Regions from separate parts of the Homo sapiens genome. Here region 1 is linked to region 2. The links are chromatin loops, found by intact Hi-C in ENCODE. Cell type or tissue: A673. All regions are shown on one strand. Links, peaks and the distances in the headings refer to the core of each region. The heading gives the core; the rest is flanking DNA. Region 1 overlaps GALNTL6 (polypeptide N-acetylgalactosaminyltransferase like 6). Region 2 overlaps GALNT7 (polypeptide N-acetylgalactosaminyltransferase 7).

The links. A loop is a pair of places that touch in the nucleus more often than their neighbours do. Peaks named below come from ENCODE experiments on the same cell type or tissue, not always from the same donor. Only the 100,000 strongest peaks of a DNase experiment are listed, where the experiment ranks them.
Region 1: it touches region 2 in a loop (2.2-fold over the local background); 1 of 110 quality-filtered maps calls a loop at or near these places.

The regions. Positions count from the first base shown.
Region 1 is chr4:172,860,956-172,867,801 of GRCh38, reverse strand. All of the region lies in intron 7 of GALNTL6 (polypeptide N-acetylgalactosaminyltransferase like 6), which reads right to left. Among named protein-coding and RNA genes, the nearest start is that of GALNTL6-AS1, 140 kb to the right of the region's middle. In A673, for the core only: no CTCF peak of the experiment used is centred there; no DNase peak of the experiment used is centred there.
Region 2 is chr4:173,255,138-173,261,983 of GRCh38, reverse strand. The region is part of intron 2 of GALNT7 (polypeptide N-acetylgalactosaminyltransferase 7); the gene reads right to left. It overlaps LOC124900812 (a long non-coding RNA gene), which reads left to right. Exons shown (of 3, transcript XR_007058367.1): 3 at 1-5,466. Among named protein-coding and RNA genes, the nearest start is that of MIR548T, 9.6 kb to the left of the region's middle. In A673, for the core only: CTCF peaks have their summits at 2,475 and 4,039; DNase peaks (open chromatin) are centred at 2,903 and 4,063; H3K27ac peaks cover 1,135 bases.

The DNA.
Region 1 (6,846 bases), core at 777-5,776, 390 kb after region 2:
TGTTCCCTATAGCTGAAAAAGAGAAAGCCATTAATTTTGCTGAATGTCATGGGTCACAGGTATACCTGCTTGTGTTACAAAGATAGGGAGGTCTGGCCATGTGATGAAGCCTGATATTGTCTGGAGAATTAAAGCTTTGCTGTTGGCCTTAGTGGCGAAGAACATGAGGTGCTCAGAAAGCATTGTGCACCTTCGTCTCCTTTGCCCTCACCACATTGTACAGGTGATGTAGGCTGAGACTTATATGGACAAATCAGCAACACCAGGAAGATTTCACTTTACTGCTGTTTAGGAAGCCTATTTTCCTCTCTCATTTTTCTTCCTGCCACCATGCTGCTATGCCCTGATGCAGAAGGATAGAGGCTTCTTCTTGCTCTGGAGACCTGCCAGCCCTCTTCGGTTTTCTGACTGTCTTCAGATGTCCCACCTCTGTCCTCTAAAACCACAAACACCTACTTAGCATCTACTAAGCTATGTCAGGAAGTGCACTCCATAGTAGACTTGTCACTTTATAGCACTGGTGGCAGACATACTCATTACAACATAGCTACAAGTAGGGGGGATGTTATACCCTTTTTGTCCTAGGCAGTCCTGGTTTATGCTTATTGCCCAGGGTAATGATTAATAGCACCCTCTTTTATTCTTAGGAGGGTCTCCCTTTGGGCAACAAATTAATGAATGTCAAGATTAGCATACTCAGAAGATTCTGAAAATTCCATTTCTTCCAGATAGCTTTCTCAGACTTTTAAAGACTGAATGAGGGACCGCTTCTACATATTTCCATGAAGTTTGGAGACACACCTGTCTATTTGCTATTCCACTCTAACCTATATCCTCTCTGAGGACAAGATCTGGATTCTCAGACATCAATTTATTCTCATTTGCCATAGGACTGACACATAGAATGCACTAAGTTTTTGATTGAAGTAATTATTAAATTCATAGCACAAGCCCATACTACAGACAGGAATGTGGGTCAGGGAAAATGGTCTAGAGAAAAATGTGCTTGTTAGGGCCCTGAAGGGTGAGAGGGAATTGGCCAGGGAAAAGGCAGGGCAATTCAGACAGCGCAGCAGCATCCTCACTGCAAGAGGTAGGAGAAACCACAGGACATGGCAGAATCTTAGGGTGTGAGGGCCAGAGCAAAGGTGAAGTCAGGAGGCAGTAAGTGCAGGCTGGTTGAGCGGAGGGACCGTGTGTAATGCTGAGGAGTTTGGACTTTGTAAGGTAATGTAACAATAACCAACAATAATCAACATCTAAACATATGCCAGACACTGGGCTAAGTGCTTTGCATGTTTTAACTCAGTCTATTCTCACAACTCGCCCTATGAGTTAGATACAGTTCTTATCCCCACTGGACAATGGAAAAAACTCAGGTTAAAGAGTTTCAGTGATCTGACTGATGTCATATTGTTGTGTGGATTTGAATCAAGAGAGTGTGACACCAAAGCCTAGCCTATGCTCCTTCTCCTTCTCTCTCTCTCTTTCTCCCCACCTCTTTCCTCTCTCTCGTATATGCACTCACACACACCATCCCAGAATCAACGAGGATTTACTGAAGGGTTTAAGCTGGAAATGGCATAATCAGATTTCTATTTTAGAGAGGCTATGTAGGGAGACATTTGGGATTCAAAGTTTGGAGCAGGATACCTGAACAGGTATCCTAGGTGGGAAGGCTAAGAGGCTGTTACAGGCATCCAAGTGGGAAGGGTGAGAACCTGATCCAAGGTGAAGGCAGTAAGGATGGGAAGAAGGAAAGAGTCCAAGAGATTGTGAGCACATAGGATCACAAGAAGTCAAAAGAGAGATTGAAAATGTGGTTTCACTTAGAAGGTTTGTGTCTTTGGAAATCAGGTAGGTGGCAGTGCAATTCCCTGAAACTGAGAGTCGGGCATGGAAACAGGTGAGATTATGAGTTCGGTTTGGGGCATGTTTGATTTGACATAAAAGCCATCAGCATAAAATCAGATGAAAAGACCCAGGATAAACATGGAGTGAGAACAGAAGAGGCCCCAGGGCATGAGGAAACTAGAGGCTCATGAGGGAGAGAAGAGAGAGACAGGAGGAAAGTCAGGACAAAATCACGTGACAGAAGCCAAGAGAAGAGACAGAGACAGAGGAGGTGATATAAAATGGGCTAAAGTATTTTTAGAAAATAATTAAACAGTGATTTATGTGTATATTTTAAAAGTTTGCAAAGCTAAATTGGTACATAAAGATATCACAATTATAGTTGTTGTTCACCTCATTAATCAAACGTCTAATATTATCTGATTACTATAAAATATACCTTAATTTAACCTTACTGTTCCCATTAATTTAAAGTTTTTGCTTTTGGGAAACAGAAAGACTTCAGCCAAAATTTCCACAAAAGTCATCCAAACCAGATGTCACTTTGGACTCTACTGAATGAGACTGTGAATATTATCAGGACTGTAGTCTTGTGGTGCTGTGCATGGGACTTTCTGAACAAACAGCGTTTATCTTGATGTCATCACCCCAGTTCCTCTGGATCAAATAGTGCAGTGTTGGCATTTTTACGGAATGGGTCACTAGACCCAGATGAAGAAAAATTGAAGTTATTGTGCACTAGTGCACCAGCCTTTTCTCTATGACAGCAGTTTTGTCCTTGTCCTTGATATAGATATTTGAAACACTCAAGTCTAATGAATTTTCTGCTCTGCTTGGAAATGTTCCCTTGGTGGCACATGGCAAACTTGAAAAAATATTGTAAAGGTTATCAAAGGTTAATAGTTTCTCAACTTCTTTTTTTTCTAGGAAGATAACAAAACCCAAATCCTTTCAGGCAAGCAGATCCAATAATGCAACTATAATTGTAACAGTGACACTCTATGGCTATTGTTCCCCTGATAATTTGCCTTTATCTAAAAGTTTTACTTTATTTATGTTGACACCTGTCCCCTTCCAAAATAATTTTAAATACTTTTAATAAGAGGCATATATACAAACATAGTAAAGATAGAAATAGAACATCAAAGACCATGTCAAGGAAAAGAGGAAACAAATATTCTATAAACCCAATCTAATATATGTGATATGCCTTAACATCACATGTAACTTTGAGATTTCTAATAGATTAAACTAAGTTTCTTTTAAGGATCTGGAAATACTGTTAATCATCACTTTCCCATTTTATCTTAAGCAGCCCTAAAAATAGATGACTGTATATTATAAGTGAAAAAAACTGAAATAGAGATATCATGGCTTCTCCAAGGGAAACAGCAAACTGTTATATAAGCAGAATGGACCCACATGAAAATTCTTATGCCACCTTCTAAATAGGGACAGAGCATTCTTGATTAATTTCACAGATTATTCTAGTACTTCTCAAATTATTCTATTTCTTCTTTCTTAGGGTTTTTCCAACACTGTAAGCTGTTCTTCAGCTTCCTAGGTGAGCTCCATTCTACTTATTTATGATTCTGGCTAGGACAGGGGAGAAAGCATTGATGAATGCTATGAGTGGGTTACTGTGTGCTTTTAGGAAGGGGATAAGGAGCAGATGAATGGGAAAGGGTCTGAGAAGGAAGCATGTGCTGGGATTCTTAAGTTAGGAAGCAACAGCTTGTTGGTAGGTGTATTAGTCTGTTCTCATGCTGCTAATAGAGAGATACCTGAGACTGGGTAATTTATAACGGAAAGAGGTTTAATTGACTCACAGTTCCACATGGCTGGGGAGGCCTCACAGTCATGGCAGAAAGCAAAGGAAGAGCAAAGTCACGTCTTACATGGCAGCAGGCAAGAGGGAGCATGTGCAGGGGAATTGTGTGCATCCCATTTATAAAACCATCAGATCTCATGAGACTTATTCACTATCATGAGAACAGCATGGGAAAGGCCCACTACCATGATTCAATTACCTCCCACTGGGTCCCTCCTATGACACATGGGAATTATGGGAGCTACAATTCAAGATGAGACTTGGGTGGGGACACAGCCAAACCATATAATTCCACCCCTGGCTCCTCCCAAATCTCATTTCCTCATATTTCCAAACCAATCATGCCTTTTCAACAGTTCCCCCAATATCTTAACTCATTTCAGCATTAACTCAAAAGTCCACAGTTCACAGCATTAACTCAAAAGTACACAGTTCAAAGTCTCACCTGAGACAAGGCAAATCTCTTCTGAGCCTGTAAAATCAAAAGCAAGTTAATTACTTCCTAAATACAATGGGGGTACAGGCATTGGGTAAATACAGCCATTCCAAATGGGAGAAATTGGCCAAAACAAAGGGGCTACAGATTCCATGCAAGTCTGAAATCCAGTGGGGCAGTCAAATCTTAAAGCTCCAAAATGATCTCCTTTGACTCCATGTCTCACTCCCAGGTCACACTGATGCAAGAGATGGGCTCCTACAGCCTTGGGCAGCTCCGCCTATGTGGATTTGCAGGGTACAGCCCCCTTCCTGGCTGCTTTCTCAGGCTGGCGTTGAGTGCCTGTGGCTTCTCCAGGCCCATGGTGGAAGCTGTGAGTGGATCTACCATTCTGGGGCCTGGAGGACGGTGGCCCTCTTCTCACAGCTCCACTAGGTAGTGCCCCAGTGGGGACTCTGTGTGGGGTCTCTGATCCCATCTTTCCCTTTTTCACTGCCCTAGCAGAGGTTCTCCATGAGGTCCCTGCCCCTGCAGCAAGCTTTTGCCTGAACATCCAGGCATTTCCATACACCCTCTGAAATCTATGTGGAAGTTTCCAAACCTGAGTTCTTGACTTCTGTGCACCTGCAGGCTCAACACCACTGGAAGCTGCCAAGACTTGGGGCCTGTACCTTCCATAGCCCAAGCTGTACCTTGGCCCCTTTTAGCCACAGCTAGAGCAACTGGGATGCAGGGCACCAAGTCCCTAGGCTGCACATAGCAGGGGGCCCTGGGCCCAGCCCAGGAAACCATTTTTTCCTCCTAGGCTCCTGGGCCTGTGATGGGAGGTGCTGCTGTGAAGTTCTCTGACATGCCCTGGAGACATTTTCCACGTTGTCTTGTTGATTAATATTCAGCTCCTGGTTACTTATGCAAATTTCTGAAGCTGGCTTGAATTTCTCCCCAGAAAATGGGTTTTTTCTTTCTCTTTTTCTTTTTTTTGAGATGAAGTCTCACTCTGTCACCCAGGCTGGAGTGCAGTACTGTGATGTTGGCTCACCGCAACCTCCACCTCCAGGGTTCAAGCGATTCTTCTGCCTCAGCCTCCTGAGTAGCTGGGACTACAAGTGCATGCCACCATGCCCAGTTAAGTTTTTTGTATTTTTGATAGAGATGAGGTTTTCACCATATTGGCCAGGCTGGTCTTGAACTCCTGACCTTGTAATCCACCCATCTTGGCCTCCCAAGGGTTTTTCTTTTCTATCCCATTGTCAGGCTGCAAATTTTCCAAACTTTTATGCTCTGCTTCCTTTTGAACACTTTGCCGCTTAGAAATTTCTTCTGCCTGATACCCTAAATAATCTCTCTCAAGTTCAAAGTTCCACAGACCTCTGGGGCAGGGGCTAAATGCCACCAGTCTCTTTGCACAGCAAGAGTGACCTTTACTCCAGTTCCCAACAAGTGGTTCATCTCCATTCTAGACCACCTCAACCTGGACTTTATTGTCCATATCACTATCAGCATTTTGGTCAAAGCCATTTAACAAGTCTCTAGGAAGTTCTAATCTTTCCCACATCTTCCTGTCTTCTGAGCTCTCCAAGTCTCTAAGAAGTTCCAAATTTTCTCACATTTTTCTATATTCTTCTGAGCCCTCCAAACAGTTCCAACCTCTGCCTGTTACCCAGTTCCAAAGTCGCTTCCACATTTTGGGGCCTCTTTTCAGAAGCACCCCATTCTATCGGTACCAATTTACTATATTAGTCTGTTCTCACACTGCTAATAAGGACATACCTGAGACTGGGTAATTTATAAAGGAAAGAGATTTAATTGACTCACAGTTCCACATGGCTGGGCAGGCCTCACAATTATGATGGAAGGCAAATGAGGAGCAAAGTCATGTCTTACATGGTGGCAGGCAAGAGAGTGTGTACGGGGGAACTCCCCGTTATAAAACCATGAGATGTCCTGAGACTTATTCACTATCATGAGAACAGCATGGGAAAGAACCACCTCCATGATTCAATTACCTCCCACTGGGTCCCTCCCATGACATGTGGGAATTATGGGTGCTGTAATTCAAGATAAGATGTGGGTGGGGACATAGCCAAACCATATTGGTAGGACTGAGCTAAAGTTAAAATCCACAGCAGGCATGCTCCCAGGCTCATTCTTACATGTAATCTCCACCTTGATTATCTTCCTATATAATCTGAACAAGACACTGATTTCATTATGGTAACCACAGTTGTCTTATTCAAGTCCTTATGATCTATACCTGGATTAATCAAGGAAGTGAAAGTTTCTTCAGGGTAGATGCTTTGAAATGGGCTCAAATGACTGACAGAACACACACACACACACACACACACACACACACACACATGTAAGCAAAAACCAAGCCAGACAACACCCTTACACAGCAAAGTTTTTCCAGAAACAGGAGAGTTTAGGCATAACCTACTGATGAAACAAAAAGTTTATTTCTCACCAGCTTATCCTCAAATCTCACCTAACCCAGTGCATTCTAAAATATATTCTCTGTTAAATGAAGTTTCTAAATATTAGTTTGTATGTCCTATCAATCATTATGAAGAACATAGTCTTCATTTTTACAAGACAAAAGAAAATAGCATCCAAGTTTCTCTTCTGTAAGCTAAGCACGATGCCTTGAGCTGTAGATTGTTTTTCTCAAGCTTATCAATATTGCTGATGGACAGAGTGACATTTATAGGAAGAGGCCATATGG
Region 2 (6,846 bases), core at 961-5,960:
TTTTCATAAAATATGTAATATGTAATGAAATTATTATTCTTAAATGAATTAACGATTAAAATTTTATTTTAATTTCAATGTTGTATATTTTGATAGTTAACTGACATAAATAAAAGCCTAATTATTTGCAGCTATCTATTATTTTTTATTTTTTAAATTTTTTTTGAGACTGAGTCTGGCTCTGTCCCCCAGGCTGAAGTACAGTGGCACAGTCTCAGTTCACTGCAGCCTCCACCTTCCGGGTTCAAGCAATTCTGCTGCCTCAGCCTCCTGAGAAGCTGGGATTACAGGTGCGTGCCACCACACCTGGCTAATTTTTTTTTATTTTTAGTAGAGATGAGGTTTCACCATGTTGGCCAGGCTGGTCTCGAACTCCTGGCCTCAGGTGATCCACCCGCCTTGGCCTCCCAAAGTGCTGGGATTACAGGCGTGAGCTGCCATGCCCAGCTGTAGCTATCTATTTTTTAAGCACGTTAAAGGGTGCTCTGTAAGCTCTGACAAGCCAAGTTATTAAATAAGTGTAGTGCAGGTCCTTGAATAACATTGCCTCATTCAACCTTGTTTTGTTTTAATGCTGATGAGAAAAAAAAAAACAAAAAAAAACTGATGCCACTGTCTGGGTAGAGTTTGCACACCCTTCCCTTGTCTGCATGGGTTTTCTCTGGATATACATCCCCAAGCTGTGCCCATTAGGTGAAATGCTGTGTCTACATAGCCTAGGGTGAATGAGTATGGGTGTGTCTGAGTACACCTGTGATAGGATGGCGTCCTGGCCAGGGAGGGTGCCCATCTTGTGTTTTCAGCAGCCAGAATTTGTTCTGGCTGCACACCACCCTAAACTGGAATGAGTGGATTGCAAATTATATGAATAAATACAAATTACTGTGAAATAAAAATGTGTAATGTAGACGACAATTATACAGATGCAGGACAATAAATGATGTGGGACAGAAGCGCTCAGCAAGCTCCCCACATTTGTTATTGCTTGTTTTTGAACTGCATGGTGGTGGAAGGTACTCCTGACAATTTTCGCTTCGTAAACGTTTACTCGTTGATTAAATTCACCACCACTATGAGTACCATCACTCATGGGTTCACCAAAAATTGAGTAAATCATCATCTTACTTGTTTTTATTAATATTTATTAAATGTATGCATACTTCACATTTATTTCAATATTTAATATTAGAAGTATTTTGGTCCTTACTTAGAAGTTTGGTGATATTTTTGTGACCAGAAACATGCCATAGGAACTTGACTCTTGTTTATGTTGTAAGGCACAATAACAAACATAAAAAGGCATGCTCATTTCTACTTGCCAACATAATTTCACAAAGCTCTTGATTCAGTGATGACATACAGCTCTGTAAAAAATACTTTAAAGACAAAACAAAATAAAACACATGGCCCCACCACAACTCTTGCCTCAGTCACTACATTTCTTAAAAGATCAATGATCCTAGTCCTTGTCTTTTCCTATACATAAAATAACATTTGACAAAATTAATGATTATACTTCTATAACCTATCACCAAATATACTCTTACACTGAAACTTAGATATAATTTTACACATATTAAATCTTCACCACCTACATGTAAACCATAAACTAAAATACTGCCTTAAAACAGCCTGACAGAATTGCTTCTGGGTTATAAGCCTCAGTCTATAGTCCTCAGTAAGACTTCCAAATAGAACTAACTTTAATTATTTAAAAGCTTAAATTTTTTTCCTTCAGTCAACAATATCAATTTGCCTATGGTAAAATTAGCTTCATTGTACATCTTCTTCCTGAACCTATTGAAGACACTGAGCAAGGACTCATAGTATTGTTACGTACTTTACCTTTGTATAATTCATTCTGGCATTCGATGGTATGTAACTACAATATTTATAAGTGAATTTCTTATAATAGTCCTGATAAGTATACTGTAAAATTGTCTTTGAAGGTTAATAAAATAAGCATGATTGATATTTTTCTTGTTACTTCAAATAATTTCCCCCCACAGGTATTAGCAATTCTTCTAATTAAAAATACAAGAAATGGGCCGGGCATGGTGGCTCACGCCTGTAATCCCAGTACTTTGGGAGGCTGAGGTGGGTGGATCACCTGAGGTCAAGAGTTCGAGACCAGCCTGGCCAACAAGGCAAAACCCCGTCTCTGCTAAAAATACAAAAACTAGCTGGGCGTGGTGGCGGGCACCTGGGATCCCAGCTACTGGAGAGGATGAGGTGGTAAAATCACTTGAACCCAGGAGGCAGAGGTTGCAGTGAGCTGAGATCGTGCCACTGCATTCCAGCCTGGGCGACAGAGGGAGACGCTCTCTCTCAAAAACAAAACAAAAAACAAAACCAAGTAATGGAAATAAGAAATAAGGAGGATAATTCAAGAGGAGAATGAGTTTAATATAACTCAGAATAAAGTTTGGACAAATATACACCAAATTCTGAAACGCCCTCAGTGGCCACCAACTGGCCAAAAGGTAGAACTAGAGAAATAGCAGGATTGGATCTTTTTTCTCCACTCCCGGTATTTGTTATTAAAAAAAAAAAAAGCGGGAGGAGGGAGAAGAGAGAAAGAGTTATAAATGCATCCATGAATGATTACTGTACTACCACCAACAATATTCAGATCTGCCATGATGGAGCCTGTGAACCTGCATGTAACCCCCTCCACTAATCTAACAACTATCTTCATCTTAGGACAAAGTCTTCCTATCTATTTGTCCCATTTCATCAATCTGTTCCAATTCTTCCCCTTAATCCTATAAATCCATCTCTGTTATTTTCATTGTGTCACACCCTCCTCCCATAACATTACCTCAATTAACCCCTTACAGCAGTGATTTTTAATCAGGGGTGATTTTGCCCCCCAGGGGGCATGTGGCAACATCTGGAGAACTGGTTGTCACAACTAGGGAGGTGGAAGCGGATGTGTGTGTTCCTGACATCTAGTGGGTAGATGCCACAGATGCTGCTAAACATCCTACAATGTACAGGACAAAGAACTGTCAACAAAGAATTATCTGGCCCAAATGTCAAGTGCCGAGATTGTGAAACCCTGTCTTAGGAGGCAAGAAAAAATTCTGCAATAATGACACACTAAACCTTTGCCTTTTACCTTTTTCTAACTTTCCCTGTAAAAAGAAGTTAATGTCCTGTAGCAAACTGGAACACAACCTCTTGGCTGTTAGCATCCCTAACAAGGCAATGGGTGTATATGCCAGAATTTGAGTCCCAGGATCTCCATCTTCGAGTTACGTGACCTGCAAGTTTTCTAGTTCTCTGAGCCTCACTTTCATCATCCAAAAATATAGTGAAATTGAAAATATACTATCTCAGTATGGTTATAAGCACAGGAGATAGTACATTTAAAAACCCAGCATACTGCTAGGCATATAGGTGTAACACAGGGACAGTGATGCTGCTGATCCTTACTGTCACTGACTGAGGCCCCCCCATCTCCATCAGCTGCTGCAACAGAGAGATAAGAAAAGCAGCAGTCACAGCAACAGAGTTAATTATGTGGAAGTGGAAGACACAGCTTAGACCTCATTTGAAGTGATCGAGAAGTATTCCTGAAAACCATATAAACAAGTGTAAATAAGTACACTAGGGCTGAACCCTTTCTGGGCCACTCTATGTCTACTGGTGCACACCCTTAGCACACTGTTAATTCCAGCCCTTCCACTCATCAGCCTCAACATCTGGCATATGACCCTGGAGCCAGAGACTAGTACCACAATGACAGAAGATATGAGGTCAAGAACCAACCAAACTCTAGTCTAGGTTACATTATTGTCTGCCCAGAAGATAGATAGATTCTTCTTTGTATTTGATTTAAATAAGAATACCCAAGGCTGCTTTCTTAAGTAGTTGTGTTTACACAGACTTCAATAGAAGCTTTCAAGAGAGTTTCTCTGTCCTCCTTTAATACCCCTTCCCCAACTCAATCTCACTGGGAGAAGAAATCAGCCTTAAATATCTTCCTTGGATGGGGACCCACTCCAGCAGGCCTGCAGCTTACCACGTGTGGACTCTGGAGGGAGCTCCTGCCTCACAAAAGTTGAAGTACATCCTTCTACTGAAGACTACAACACTTTCCTTTAAAGTGACACTTGTGAATCTCCAGGGTCTTAAGAATGTGGAGTTTAGATTCTCAAATCTTTCTCTAGAGCCCTTATCATGGTTTTAGTTCGCTCACTGGGCCTTTCTACTCTGGAGAATGCACGAATATTTTCCATTTGATTAAAATGGCAGGGTTCATTCTAAAATAAGTCACCAGGCTATTAAAAATGTGATTTACCTCCTATACAATAGCTACATTTTGAAGAGTGGAATCTCCCCTAGGATTCAGTGAAGAGGGAAGCAAAGCTACAGGTCATTTCCCAGGGACAGACTAAAAGTTTACTGAATGTAATTAAACTATATTATTTATATAATTTTAACTCATGTAATTAGCTTGGCTTTGGTGCTAAGCCCTTTTTCCTTCTTAGCACTTTCAACTTGTATCTTGCAAAAATGATGAAAGACTAAATCTATTTATGATATACCAAGTGTACCTTTTACATATTCAGCTTAAAATGAGCAAAGATAATTAACTTATTTATAAGTGCATTCAAGAAGTTATATAACAATTATTCAACCATTATTCATATTACTACTTCTACAATCCTTTCTGAAGAAAAAAAAATTGGTGCTTATGATCTTGCTTTACAGCTCTCTCCAATGACTTGCCTTAACCATGGGGAAACTGTCACAAATGATTCCTATAGATCAAGGAGTTGAAGTCAATTTTAAACTCAGAATGAGAGGAAGGAAGCCTCCCCTAACTGCCTCTAGCCTGGTTCAACTACTTTTAAAGATTGCCTTCTCTCCAACGCAGGTCCTTTTACCAGATATTCCAGAGGTAAAGATCTACATGTGTAAATGTAAAGAGTGAAGTCATCTGGAGTTTTATAGCCGACTATGGCAAAATTGAGTCCTGGCTCTAAACTGGGCCAAGTTTCTCCCCATTGTGGCCATATGTAATCCTTGCTGTCTATTGAGAGTCGTCTATTTTTCAGAATAGATGCTCTGCTTCTACAATAAATGGAGAGGTAGGGGATATTCCTTCTATATAAGTGTTGGTTTATGCTTGGTTTACCAGCTAGACAGTGTCATGTAAATTATTAATCTAAAATATAGAAAATATCTCCCATTCTTCCTTTTATATTATGGCTATATTATGCAAAGCAGTCATAGCATAGCCCTAAGCCCAGCAGTCTGGCTATGCCTACCTTTTAGGTGCAATTATAGGCATTTCTGCCTCGTATATGTAGTCCTAGCAATCTCTGTTTTGCAAGGGTATGCGAAAGAAAGAAACAAAGAAAGTAACAAAGAAAGAAAGAAAGACTTCAGAAAAAAAATACGGGAAGGAAGGAAGGGAGGGAGGGAGGGAGAGAGGGAGGGCAATAGGACTTAAAAAAAAAATAGGGACAATGACCAGACCACACAAACTTTAGGAACTTTGGGACCAGAGCCCTAAAGAAACCAAAACCAATCAGCACAGTTAAAATTGCAACTAATTTTTGCATTTCGTATGACAGTCCATCCTTTGCAAACTTAAAACCCATAGGCTTGTGTTTTCCTTTTTGTAGGTCTTTGGAGACATTCATTTCTAATAACAGAGCAATTTCACCAAAATTAAAAGTATGATCCAAGGATGGCCTTCTTCATCAATCAGTTTCCTTCTCAGTTTCTTTGGATGCACGTGCAGCTTCTTCAGACAGCTAAATATAGCGGCAACTACAGTGAGTGAGTCTTAAAGCCGGTAAACTCCCCATTTCTTTCACTAAATAAAAACACTTCTGCAGAAGAGAATTTTTTCCCCTTAAGGTCTTCATAAATAATTTTTTATGGCTGTCTCTTTAGCTGTGAGAAACCTTATTCCTGATCACTTCCAAACATTAATATGCAAGAGGAAATCTATGAACCACAAAAACTTACACACTGAATTGATATAATTTCCCTATTTACCAAACACACAGGAGCCAATATGCATCAAAGAAACATATATTGTAGTAGACAGCCTGTATCTAATGGTTCTGGAATAGTCTGAGCTAAATTACCAAAGGTGACCATGCTGACCCACTGAGGGAAAGGGGCGTGTGTTCCGCCATGCACACTGCACTCTAGCATGTCTGGGTCTATTGGCACAGGCTGTCTTTCGGAAGGAACTGATCACCTTTTGGCAGAGAACAATGACTAAATACTTTGAAAAGACTGTTAGCTCAAACACTGAGATGCTCTAGGAGGAAAGGGTACAAAAAACATCCCTTAATCTCTGTGTTGGTGTTTCCCATGGGCAAAAGACTTATTCGGAGAGAAAAAAAGAGTCAAGGTTTTCCTGAAATTGTCTGTCACTGGGGTGGGTTGTTATGGGATATCTAGTGGTGCCACCGTAAATATTTTTCAAACTAGTCTCCAGGAAACTTTTTCTAAATTCGTAGTTGGGGGTAGAGGTCTGTGAAAATACAATAAATGCAACGTGAGTTTATAACTTTTTATCAGGCATACTTTGTGAATTGTAACATTGGTGGCAGAGCTAGAGGGATGAAGAGAGGGGAAATGAAGATAAATCCTCTGTCAATAGAGCAACTTGGACAATAACCAGAGAGTGGGAAGGCTCTCATCAACCAAATGAGGTCTGGGCAGCAGAAGGACGTTTCCACCAAGGGAAGGGAGCCATCTAGAACCTATCAAGGGTAAGAAGGCACTTCAGGGAGAGAGGGATTCAAGATTGCTGCTACTCTGCTAATGGAAGTTTAGAGAAACAAGTTACCTTGATTTCCAGTTTTTGTAGCC